Regions from separate parts of the Homo sapiens genome. Here region 2 is linked to region 1. The links are chromatin loops, found by intact Hi-C in ENCODE. Cell type or tissue: IMR-90. All regions are shown on one strand. Links, peaks and the distances in the headings refer to the core of each region. The heading gives the core; the rest is flanking DNA.

Region 1 (5,389 bases), core at 261-5,260:
AAGTATTCTAAAAGCTGTAAATATTATGTTGAGTTTTCCTTATTACGATAAATATTTAGCCATATTGCATAGGGTGTGTTCTTCTAAAAGCTCATGTTTTAACATGTCTTATCAATTACAAAAATGACTTTAAAATAATAAATATATCTTTAATTAAATTATTTAAAACTTTAAGTCAATCAAATCCCAAGAGACTTTGTAATTTCATGCACAAGATAAACTGTATTTTTTTGCTTAATTGAGCTAAGCATTTGGTGAGCTCAGTCAATTATAAATGTTAATTATAAACATCGATTTAAAAATCAGACTTGGGTCTGATATTTTGAAGTTCAAAGCAACATTTCTTGCTTCTTCAAATGCAACTGAATTCTGGAATATTAATGTTCAATTCAAGTAATTGAATAATCCAAATTTAAATTATTAAAAGGTTGGTATTATAGAGATATACACATATATATTATTCTTAGATATAAAAATATTGAAAAGTGAGGCTACCTCTATATTATAATGTTTCTTCTGTACTTTACTATTTTAGCAAAATCAGAATCAATGTCAGTTTATATTTTAAGGTAATTATTTTAAAAGACACATAACTAATTTAAAAGAGCTTTTTATAGCTAAGCTATTCATATAAATAATATTGAGTTATAAAATACAGACATCAAAAGGTTGTATTGCATAGCTAACAGCAAGAACTAATTATTAACACCTATTTGAAATACAGTACCTTAACTATCGTGAGAACTTTTATTGATATTTTTAAATCAAATGTTTCTTATAACAAAATCAATATAGCATTTTAAATAGATAATTCGACCAATGCCTGGCAATCGTCTGAATACATGAGACCAAGAAAGATTGAGGATAATCAGAAACTGATTCATATGTTGTTCTGTTGATTCCACCTGTAAACTTGTTTATTCAACGTTAATTCCTTGAAGTATTAATGTGTAATTAATACTCCAGAATTAATTCTATAATCAATGACTATTACATGACAAAGACAAAGATAAACAGTATTACGTTAACACTATTTGGCTTCTAGTGTCTTTTATCTTTTAATATATGCAAGCCAACATACAGAAACAAATCAACTTATAATATTTAATCCATGTTTTAGGGAAAAAAATCTTTCACCATTTCCTAGAAAGGAAGATTGGACTCAAACCAAAATCTAGGAACTTTACCTGGATGTATCTTATAGTTATTATTGATTATTGACTGCTGTGTGCATCCATTTTCTCACTCGTAGATGGAAGTGTCTGTTGCATTTTTCCTACGCTTTGGGTGTGTGGGAGCCAAAAACTTTATTCTTTTAGTTCACAAGTCTTCAGACCAAGAGTAAGTACAACAAAGGATAGGACTTTCCTTTATCTGCTCCTGGATCTGATTTAGCTTACAAAAATATCCTGTGTAAGAAGCCTGAACCTGATGCTATATTGATATGAGACTATTGTTTGCATTGGAAGGAAAAAGTGTATATTTCATGTCAGAGGAAACAAAATTTATTCCCAACGGAAAGGATGTGGCTATTTTTAAAAAATTAGCAAATACTAGGTACATTTCTCATTAAAAGTTGATGTGTATGGTCCACACCCTCCCCTCCATCCTCACTCCACCTTGAAGTAAAACAGGCTTGTGCCTACCTTGGTATTGAAAATTATATAATATAACTTCTAATACTAGGTCATAAAAGGCCATTTACTTTCTGTCTTGCTTGCTAGAAATCCCACTTTTGGAGCATTAAGCCACCCTTTCATGCTAATGCCAACAATGCACCTAGAGGCCATAAGTAGGCATTCTGGTAGACAGTCCTAGAGTACCTTAACCTTTTCAAGGCTTCTTATAAACTTTGTGTTTATAAGCATGAATTAGCTTTATCCTTAGGGCAAGTTTAGCCTTACTTAAAACAGTGTAGCTTTCCTTGGATCTTGTCTGAATGTTGCAAGTGTTCAATGAGGATTCTACTTTCTGGCTGTTCCAGTCTTGAAAGTTTCCAAATCCTACGTGAAGTCTTGGGAAACTTCAATTCACAATTCCTCCATATATGCAAAACCTACACAAATGACATATGAGGTTCTTTTCTGTTATAATGAAGAAATTAAGTTTTGAGCTTTGTAGCCAAAAAGAGACCTTTCCATGAACTAATACATCTCTCCCTCTAAGTGCCAGTCTTTCAAAATACTGGCTAGACGTTATCATTTCAAACATTATTATTATTGCAAATAGGGGAACTAGTTTTAATATGCTATCTTGTTGACCTAGTAAATATTTCCAGGTATAATTGATTTACAATAAGAGACAATACAGCGTAATAGTGAAAAACAGGCGCTCTGGAGCCGGACTGGATTTAAATCTTTGCTCTAACCCTTACTAGGGAGGTGAATTTGGCCATATTACTTAACCTCTCTGTGCCTCAGTGTTTTGTCTCTTGAAAAGGGGTGGGGGAGGGGAGATTATCACAGTATCTACCTCACTGGGTGTTTCAGGAAAGTTAAATTCATAAATATAAATAAAATGCTTAGCACAGCAACTGGTAATTAGTACTGGGAGTTTGCTGTTATTATTATGCTATTGTTGTTATAATTAATGATCTGAAGAATAACCAGAGCTCTATAGGTTTATCATGATTACTAATGAAGATGCCACTAAAAAAAAGAATTCAGGAGCATCTTGGCGGTGGCAGCGAGTTTGAAGATGCGACGATCAACGTTGAAGATCACCGCTCGCAACCCCGGGCCTGGCGCCGGGTAGGGGCGCGGCGCTCGATTTCCTTCCCTGCCTCCGCCGTCCCCCTGGTGCGCATGCTCAGCTCAGCTCGGCCCTCGCCTTTGATTTATTTTTTTTCTGGGCGGCCGCTGCGACCCGGGACTGACTTCGGGATGGGAAGTGGAGCCCCCGGAGCTGCTACCGTGGCGGCGGCGCTGTGAGGAGCAGCCAGGGGGAGGCAGCTGCGGCTCGCCGGTGAGTATCCGGGAAGCGCCACCATGGGGCTCCGTAAGAAGAGCACCAAGAACCCCCCCGTTCTCAGCCAGGAATTCATCCTGCAGAATCATGCGGACATCGTCTCCTGCGTGGGGATGTTCTTCCTGCTGGGGCTTGTGTTCGAGGGAACAGCAGAAGCATCCATCGTGTTTCTCACTCTTCAGCACAGTGTTGCTGTCCCTGCAGCAGAGGAACAAGCCACGGGCTCAAAGTCCCTCTATTATTATGGTGTCAAAGATTTGGCCACGGTTTTCTTCTACATGCTGGTGGCAATCATTATTCATGCCACAATTCAGGAATATGTGTTGGATAAAATTAACAAGAGAATGCAGTTCACCAAAGCGAAACAAAACAAGTTTAACGAGTCTGGTCAGTTTAGTGTGTTCTACTTTTTTTCTTGTATTTGGGGCACATTCATTTTAATCTCTGAAAACTGCCTGTCAGACCCAACTCTTATATGGAAGGCTCGTCCCCATAGCATGATGACATTTCAAATGAAGTTTTTCTACATATCCCAGTTGGCTTACTGGTTTCATGCTTTTCCTGAACTCTACTTCCAGAAAACCAAAAAACAAGACATCCCTCGTCAACTTGTCTACATTGGTCTTCACCTCTTCCACATTACTGGAGCTTATCTCTTGTACTTGAATCATTTGGGACTTCTTCTTTTGGTACTGCATTATTTTGTTGAATTACTTTCCCACATGTGCGGCCTGTTTTACTTTAGTGATGAAAAGTACCAGAAAGGCATATCTCTGTGGGCCATTGTGTTTATCTTGGGTAGACTTGTGACTTTAATTGTTTCCGTACTCACTGTTGGGTTTCACCTGGCTGGATCGCAGAATCGGAATCCTGATGCCCTTACTGGAAATGTAAATGTGTTGGCAGCTAAAATTGCTGTTCTGTCGTCCAGTTGCACGATCCAAGCCTACGTAACATGGAACTTAATTACTCTCTGGCTTCAGAGGTGGGTAGAAGATTCTAATATTCAGGCCTCATGTATGAAAAAGAAACGGTCGAGATCTTCTAAAAAAAGAACAGAAAACGGAGTGGGAGTGGAAACTTCAAATAGAGTAGACTGTCCGCCAAAGAGGAAAGAGAAATCTTCATAATCTTTGCAAGCGCATTGATTAATGTCTGCAAAGGAATCTGCTCTTTGAGGTTTCTTTCTGCACTAGAGATTTTTCTGTTTTTGAAAATAGTTCGTGCTCTTCGGTTTTTGTTATTGAACTGTTTCATGTATTTTTTAAAGACATTTGAGGGGAGGAGGATTATTATGAATGGGAAAAAAAGATTTTGGTTGAGACTAAATTACTCATCGTCAAAATAATGTCAAAATAGTTTTGGGGATCACCACTATATTTTGTTTTGATTTTTAACCTTTCAACATTTTCCTAATGATTTGCAGAGATAACTGCACAATTTTGCATATCAATGATACTGGTTCTTACTCCCACCAGTGTTTCATAATACTAACAAGATGGTCTCTCCTAGCAAGATTATGTGTTTAATGCTTGCTTTGGGGTAAAATAAAAGTACGAAAAAGGTGGAAGTCAAATCAGTATTCTGTAATTGTTAGAATTTATTTTTTAAGAACTTACAACTCAGAAAAGATTGCTAGACTCACCAAAATAATAAATGTTCTTTATTTTACAGGTAGTGATTATTAGTGCTTCATCCCCATTTAAAAAAACACAGTACTAATGGGTAACACATATGGAGGTTTGCTGCCATATATATTGCATCAAAATATCATTAATTAATATAAAAATATTAAAATCATTCCTGTCCATTCCACTTGTAAATGGGAATTCATGAAATTAAATATTACTTTAAAAAGGACATTGAACTTAGTCTTTTTTAAAAATGTTTATTAAAAATGATTCCTAATGAGGCCTTGTAAGATCAGTAACCACAGCATCTTAGAAAAATATTGTTTGTATACCAGGTTGAAAAATAATACTTGGCATGTGTATAAAAAAAGTCAGCTAATTACATTTGGAAAGCATGTTATGCATCAACCTTCAATAAGTTGAAAATCAGATAGTCACATGAAAGGCTTTTGAAAAATAATGTTGTGATTATTTGTCTTCATCTTTAATTGGGGAACATTTATCTGTATAAGACATATTTTGAAGATTATTTACATACACATGTATGTATAATCTGTATCTTTGCAGAAGCCAATGGAAACAATGGGAATTAGTGGGTGAGTATTTATACGTATTGCCTCTCAATCCTTATTTCAGTTTTATTTCCATAATGTGTTTATATAATTTTTCAGTAAGACAGTACTTTACAAATATGCTAGGGGAAGGCCATATATTTCCTATTCCGTTATATTTTCTCCTACTATGTCTCTCATCTCTAAATATTTTATAGCCAGCCCTCTCTTTGGTTTAAG
Region 2 (5,389 bases), core at 85-5,084, 120 kb before region 1:
GCTTAGCTCCCACTTATAAGAACATTCTCTATTTTGTTTTCTCCACCTCCATTAATTCACGTAGAATAATGGCGTCCAACTGCATCCATGATGCTGAAAAGGATATGTTTTTATCCTTTTTATGGCTGTGTAGTATTCTATGGTGTGTGTGTAACACATTTCGTTCTCCACTCAACCATTCATTGGCACCAGGCTTGATTCCATGTTGTTGCTGTTGTGAACAGTGAAGTGATGAACATATGAGTCTATGTATCTTTTTGGTAGAATGATTTCTCTTCCTTTGGGTATATACCCAGTAATGGAACTAATTGGTTCAATATAGCTATTTTAATTTCTTTGAGAAATCTCCAAACTACTCTGCGCAGTGGCTGAACTAAATTGCATCCCACCAATGATGTATATAAACATTTTCTTTTCTCCAAACCATCACTGGCATCTGTTGTTTTTTGACATTTTAATAATAGTCATCTGAGTGGTATGAGATGGCATTTCATTGTGGTTTTGATTTGCATTTCTCTGATGACTGCTGATAATGATGAACGTTTTTTCATATGTTTGTTGGCTGCTTGTATGTCTTCTTTTGAGAAATGTTTGTTTATATTCTCTGCCCATTTTCCAATGGGGTTGTTTGTTTTTGCCTATCGATTTCTTTAAGTTCCTTATAGATTCTGAATATTAGGCCTTTGTTGCGTGCATGATTTGCAAATATGTTTTCCCTTTCTGTAGGTTTTCTGTTTTCCCTGTTGATAGTTTCTTTTGCCATGCAGAAGCTCTTTAGTTTAATTGAGTCCCAATTGTCAATTTTTGTTTTTGTTTCGATTGCTTTTGAGGTCTTAGCCAAAAATTTTTTCCCAAGGCCAATGTTAAGATGGGTATTTTCTAGGTTTTCTTCTAGGATTTTTGTAGTTTTGGTATTACATTTAAATCTTTAATCCATCTTGAGTTAAATTTTGCATATGGCAAAATATAACGGTCTAGTTTGGTTTCTCTGCATATGGCTAGCCAGTTATCCCAGGACCATTTATTGAATAGGGAGTCCTTTGCCCATTGCTTGTTTTTCTCAGCCTTGTTGAAAGTCAGATGTTTGTGGGTGTATGGCTTTATTTCTGAGTTTTCTATTCTGTTCCTTTGGTCTATGTGTCTGTTTTTGTACCAATACCATCCTGTTTTGGAGAGTGTAGTCTTACTACATAGTTTGACATTGGGCAGTGTGATGCCTCTGGCTATATACTTTTTGCTCATGATTGCTTTGGGTATTCGAGCTCTCGTTTAGTTCCATATAAGTTTTTAAATAGTGTTTTCTATTTCTGTGAAAAATGCCATTGGTTGTTTGATAGGAATAGCATTGAATCTGTAACTTGCTTTTGGACATATGAAATTAATTATAATGATATTGTTCAATTCATGAGGATAAATTGTTTTTCCATTTGTGTCATCTCTGACTTCTCTCAGCAGTGTTTTGTAGTTCTGCTGCTAGAGATATTTCACCTCTTTGGTTAGCTGTATTCTTACATATTTTACTTTCTTTGTGGCTATTTCTAGTTCTAAAGGGGAATGGTTCCAGCCTTTGCCCATTCAATTTGATGTTGGATGTGGGTTTTTCATACATGGTCCTTATTATTTTGAGATATGTTCGTTTGACACCTAGTCTGTTGAGGGTTTTTGTCATGAAGGAATAATAGATTTATAGAAAGATTTTTCTACTTCTATTGAGATGATTATATGTTTTTTGTCTTTTATTCTGATTTTGTGTAGAATCACATTTATTGCCTTGTGTATGTTAAACCAGCTTTATATCCCTGGAATAAAGCCTACCTCATCATGGTATATTAACTTTTTTATTTGCTGCTGGATTCAGTTTGTTAATATTTTGTTGAGGATATTTGTGTCTATGTTGATCTGGGATATTGGTCTATAGTTTGTTTTTGTTTATTGTGTCTCTGACAGATTTTGGTATGAGGATAACGCTGGTTTTATAGTGAGTTAGTGGGGAGATCTCCTCCTTAACTTTTTGAAATAGTGTTAATGAGATTGGTATCAGTCTTTTTTGTATGCCTGGTAGAATTTGGCTATAAATGTATATATACCAGGACTCTTTTTGGTTGGTAGTTATTTAATGTTGATTTAATTTTACAAGTTTGTATTAGTCTGTTCAGGGTTTCAATATCTTTCTTGAGATTCAATCTTGGGAGATTGTGTGCTTCCAGGAATTTATTCATTTACTGATAAATTTTCTAATTTCTTTGTTTAATATTGTTCATAGTAGTTACTGAGAATCTTCTGTATTTCTGCAGGATTAGTAGTAATATCACGTTTGCTGTTTCTGATTGTGATTATTTGGATCTTTCTTTTTCTTCCAAAAAAACAAATCTCAGTTTCATTAATCTTTTATTGGATTTTTGCATCTTGATTTCATTCAGTTTTTTCTAATTTCAATTATTTATTTTCTCCTGCTAGCTTTTTAAAAATGTTTTATTTTATTTTATTTTATTTTATTTTTTCTGGTTCCTTTATGTGCAAGGCTAAATTGTTCATTTGAATTCAGTCTAAGTCACTTTTTAAGTATTTAGTTTCTGTGGGTACATAGCAGGTGTGCATATTTCTGAGGTACCTGATATATTTTGATATAGACATATGATGCATAATAATTACATCATGAAAAATAGGGACTCCATCCCCACAAGCATTTATCCTTTGTATTACAAACAATCCAATTATACTCCTCTTTTATTTTAAAGGTAGAATTAAATTAACTATTGTTACCCTGTTGTGTCATCAAATAGTTAAGTCTTAGTAATGCTTTTCAACCATATTTTTGTACCCATTAACCATCCTCTCCCTCCCATTCCTCCACTGCCCTTGCCAGCCTCTGGTAGCAATCGTTCTACTTTCTATCTTGATGAATTCAATTCTTCTCATTTTTAGCACACACAAATAAGAGAGAACATGCAATGTTTGTTCTCTGTGCATACCTTATTTACCTAAGAAAATGACCTCCAGCTCCATCAATGTTGTTGCAAAAGATAGGATCTTATTTTTTATTACTATAGTACTACATTGTGTATGTATACTACATTTTCTTTAACCCTTCATCTGTGGCTGAGCACTTAGGTTGCTTCCAAATCTGCACTATTATTCACAGTACTGCAACAAACATGGGAGTGCAGATATCTCTTTGATATACCAATTTCCCCTCTTTTGTCTGTATACCCAGCAGTGGGATTGCTGGATCATATGGTAGCTCTACTTTTTGTGTTTTGAGGAAACTCCAAACTGTTTTCCATAGTGGTTATGCTAATATACATTCCCACCAACAGTGTACAAGTGTTCCCTTTTCCCCAAATTCTTACCAGCATTTGTTATTGACTGTCTTTTGGATAAAAGTTATTTTAACTGAGGTGTGATAATATCTCATTATAGTTTTGTTTCGCATTTCTCAGATGACCAGTGATATTGAGTACGTTTTTATATGCCTGCTTTCCATTTGTCCATCATCTTTTTGGAAATGACTATTCAGATATTTTGCCCATTTTTAATTGGTTTATTATAAATTTTTTCCTACGGAGATTTTTGAGCTCCTTATATATTCCAGTTATTAATCCCTTGTCAGATGGGGAGTTTTCAAATATTTTTTCCTGTTCTGTGGGTTATCTCTTCATTTTATTGGTTGTTTCCATTGCTGTGCATAAGCTTTCTAACCTGATATAATCCCATTTACCCATTTTTGCCTTTCTTGTTTGGGAGATGGCGGGCGAGAGGAGGGATAGCATTAGGAGAAATACCTAATGTAGATGATGGGCTGATGAGTGCAGCAAACCACCATGGTACATGTATAACTATGTAAAAAAATTGCACATTCTGCACATGTACCCCAGAACTTAAAGTATAATAATAATAAAAAAAGAAAGTAGAGGGATAGGTGAAGATACAAACAGAGTAAAATATGCTGTTTATATAAAACATTTTTTCCCAGCCAGTAGCTTATCTTTTCATTTACTCAAAAATGTATTTTGGGGAAATTTTTTCGATTTTAATAAAATGTTGTTTTCTTTACAAAAAAAGAGTAGATTACAAATCACAGTTACAGTAGTATAATATTTTGTTTTTCTGCATAATTACTATTATTAGTGTGTTTTGTATCTTCAAATGACTTCTTATTGCTCATTAACATCCTGTTCTTTCTCATTAAAGTACTCCCTTTAGCATTTCCAGTAGGACAGGTCTGTTGTTGATGAAATCCCTCTTCTTTTGTTTGTCTGGAGAAGTCTTTATTTTTCCTTTATGTTTGAAGGATACTTTTACTGCATATACTATTCTAGGGTGATATTTTTTCCTCCAGACTTTAAATATATCATGCCACTCTATCCTAGCCTGTAAGATTTCCACTGAAATCTTACTGCCAGACTTATTGGAGCTCCCTTGTATGTTTCTTTTCTTTTGCTGCTTTTTGAATTCATTCTTTATCCTTGATCTTCGGGAATTTGGTTATTAAGGTCTTGATTTAGTCTTCTTTGGTTTAAATGTGCTTGGTATTCTATAACCTGTTTGTATTTGGATATTGATATCTTTTTTTTTTTTAGGTTTAGGAAGTTCTCTGTTATCCCTTTGAATAATCTTTCTACCCCTATCTCTTTCCCTCCCTCCTCTGTTGGGCCAATAATTCTTAGATGTGCCCGTTTGTGTCCTTTCCTTCAATGTGACAAGTCTTTCAGGCCCTAGGAAGACCCAGAGATGCTGTCCAGGAGCAAAGGACTCGTGTCATAAACCTTAGAGATCTGTTTGCTACTGCAGCTGAGACAGCACTTGAACAAAAAGATGCAATCCTCCCTATTCTTACTTCCATTTTCCACAGGCAGAGGAGCCTCATTCTATGATCAGCATAACCACAGGAACATGGAGTTTACTGGCAGGCCACCTCCAATGTTCACTCAAGGTTCAAGGATTCTCTGGTTAGCCTGTGATGAATGCTGCTAGGCATGAAACTCATTCTTCAGGAGAGTAGGATCCCCTCTGGCCCAGGTCCAGAAGTGCCAACTAAGAGCCAAGGCCTGAAATTTGGGACCCCAAGGGCACACTTAGTGCTCTACCCTTCATGGCTGAGGTGGTACTTAAGTTGCAAAGCAAAGTATCTTTTACTTTTCCCTGTGCTTTTTTCAAGCTGAATAAATCTCTCACTATAGCCACTGCAGCTTGGATACAGTGTGCTGAGTCTCATCTGAAGTCAGCGCATCTCAGAGTTTCACCTAAAGCCCATGGCGTATTGTTGCTGGTTATTCAGGGCCCATGGTCTCTTTAGTCAACAGATATTGTATCCTGCCGGGAATACATCTTCTTTTCAAGGCAGTCAGTTCCCTTCTGGTCCAGGGTGTGCCTAGAAATGTTGTCTAGG

Evidence for each region. Hi-C counts contacts between places; a loop is a spot of excess contacts. Peaks named below come from ENCODE experiments on the same cell type or tissue, not always from the same donor. Only the 100,000 strongest peaks of a DNase experiment are listed, where the experiment ranks them.
Region 2: a loop joins it to region 1, with 15 times the contacts of the local background. A loop is called at or near these places in 1 of 110 quality-filtered maps.

Annotation. Positions count from the first base shown.
Region 1 is chr4:117,082,992-117,088,380 of GRCh38, reverse strand. It overlaps TRAM1L1 (translocation associated membrane protein 1 like 1), which reads left to right and starts at 2,805. Exons shown (of 1, transcript NM_152402.3): 1 at 2,805-4,827. The coding sequence starts at 2,988. The coding sequence ends at 4,097. It overlaps LOC105377388 (a long non-coding RNA gene), which reads right to left. Exons shown (of 3, transcript XR_939103.3): 2 at 1,905-2,056. In IMR-90, for the core only: no CTCF peak of the experiment used is centred there; DNase peaks (open chromatin) are centred at 2,940 and 3,060; H3K4me3 peaks cover 891 bases; H3K27ac peaks cover 439 bases.
Region 2 is chr4:117,201,038-117,206,426 of GRCh38, reverse strand. No RefSeq gene overlaps it. Among named protein-coding and RNA genes, the nearest start is that of TRAM1L1, 120 kb to the right of the region's middle. In IMR-90, for the core only: no CTCF peak of the experiment used is centred there; no DNase peak of the experiment used is centred there.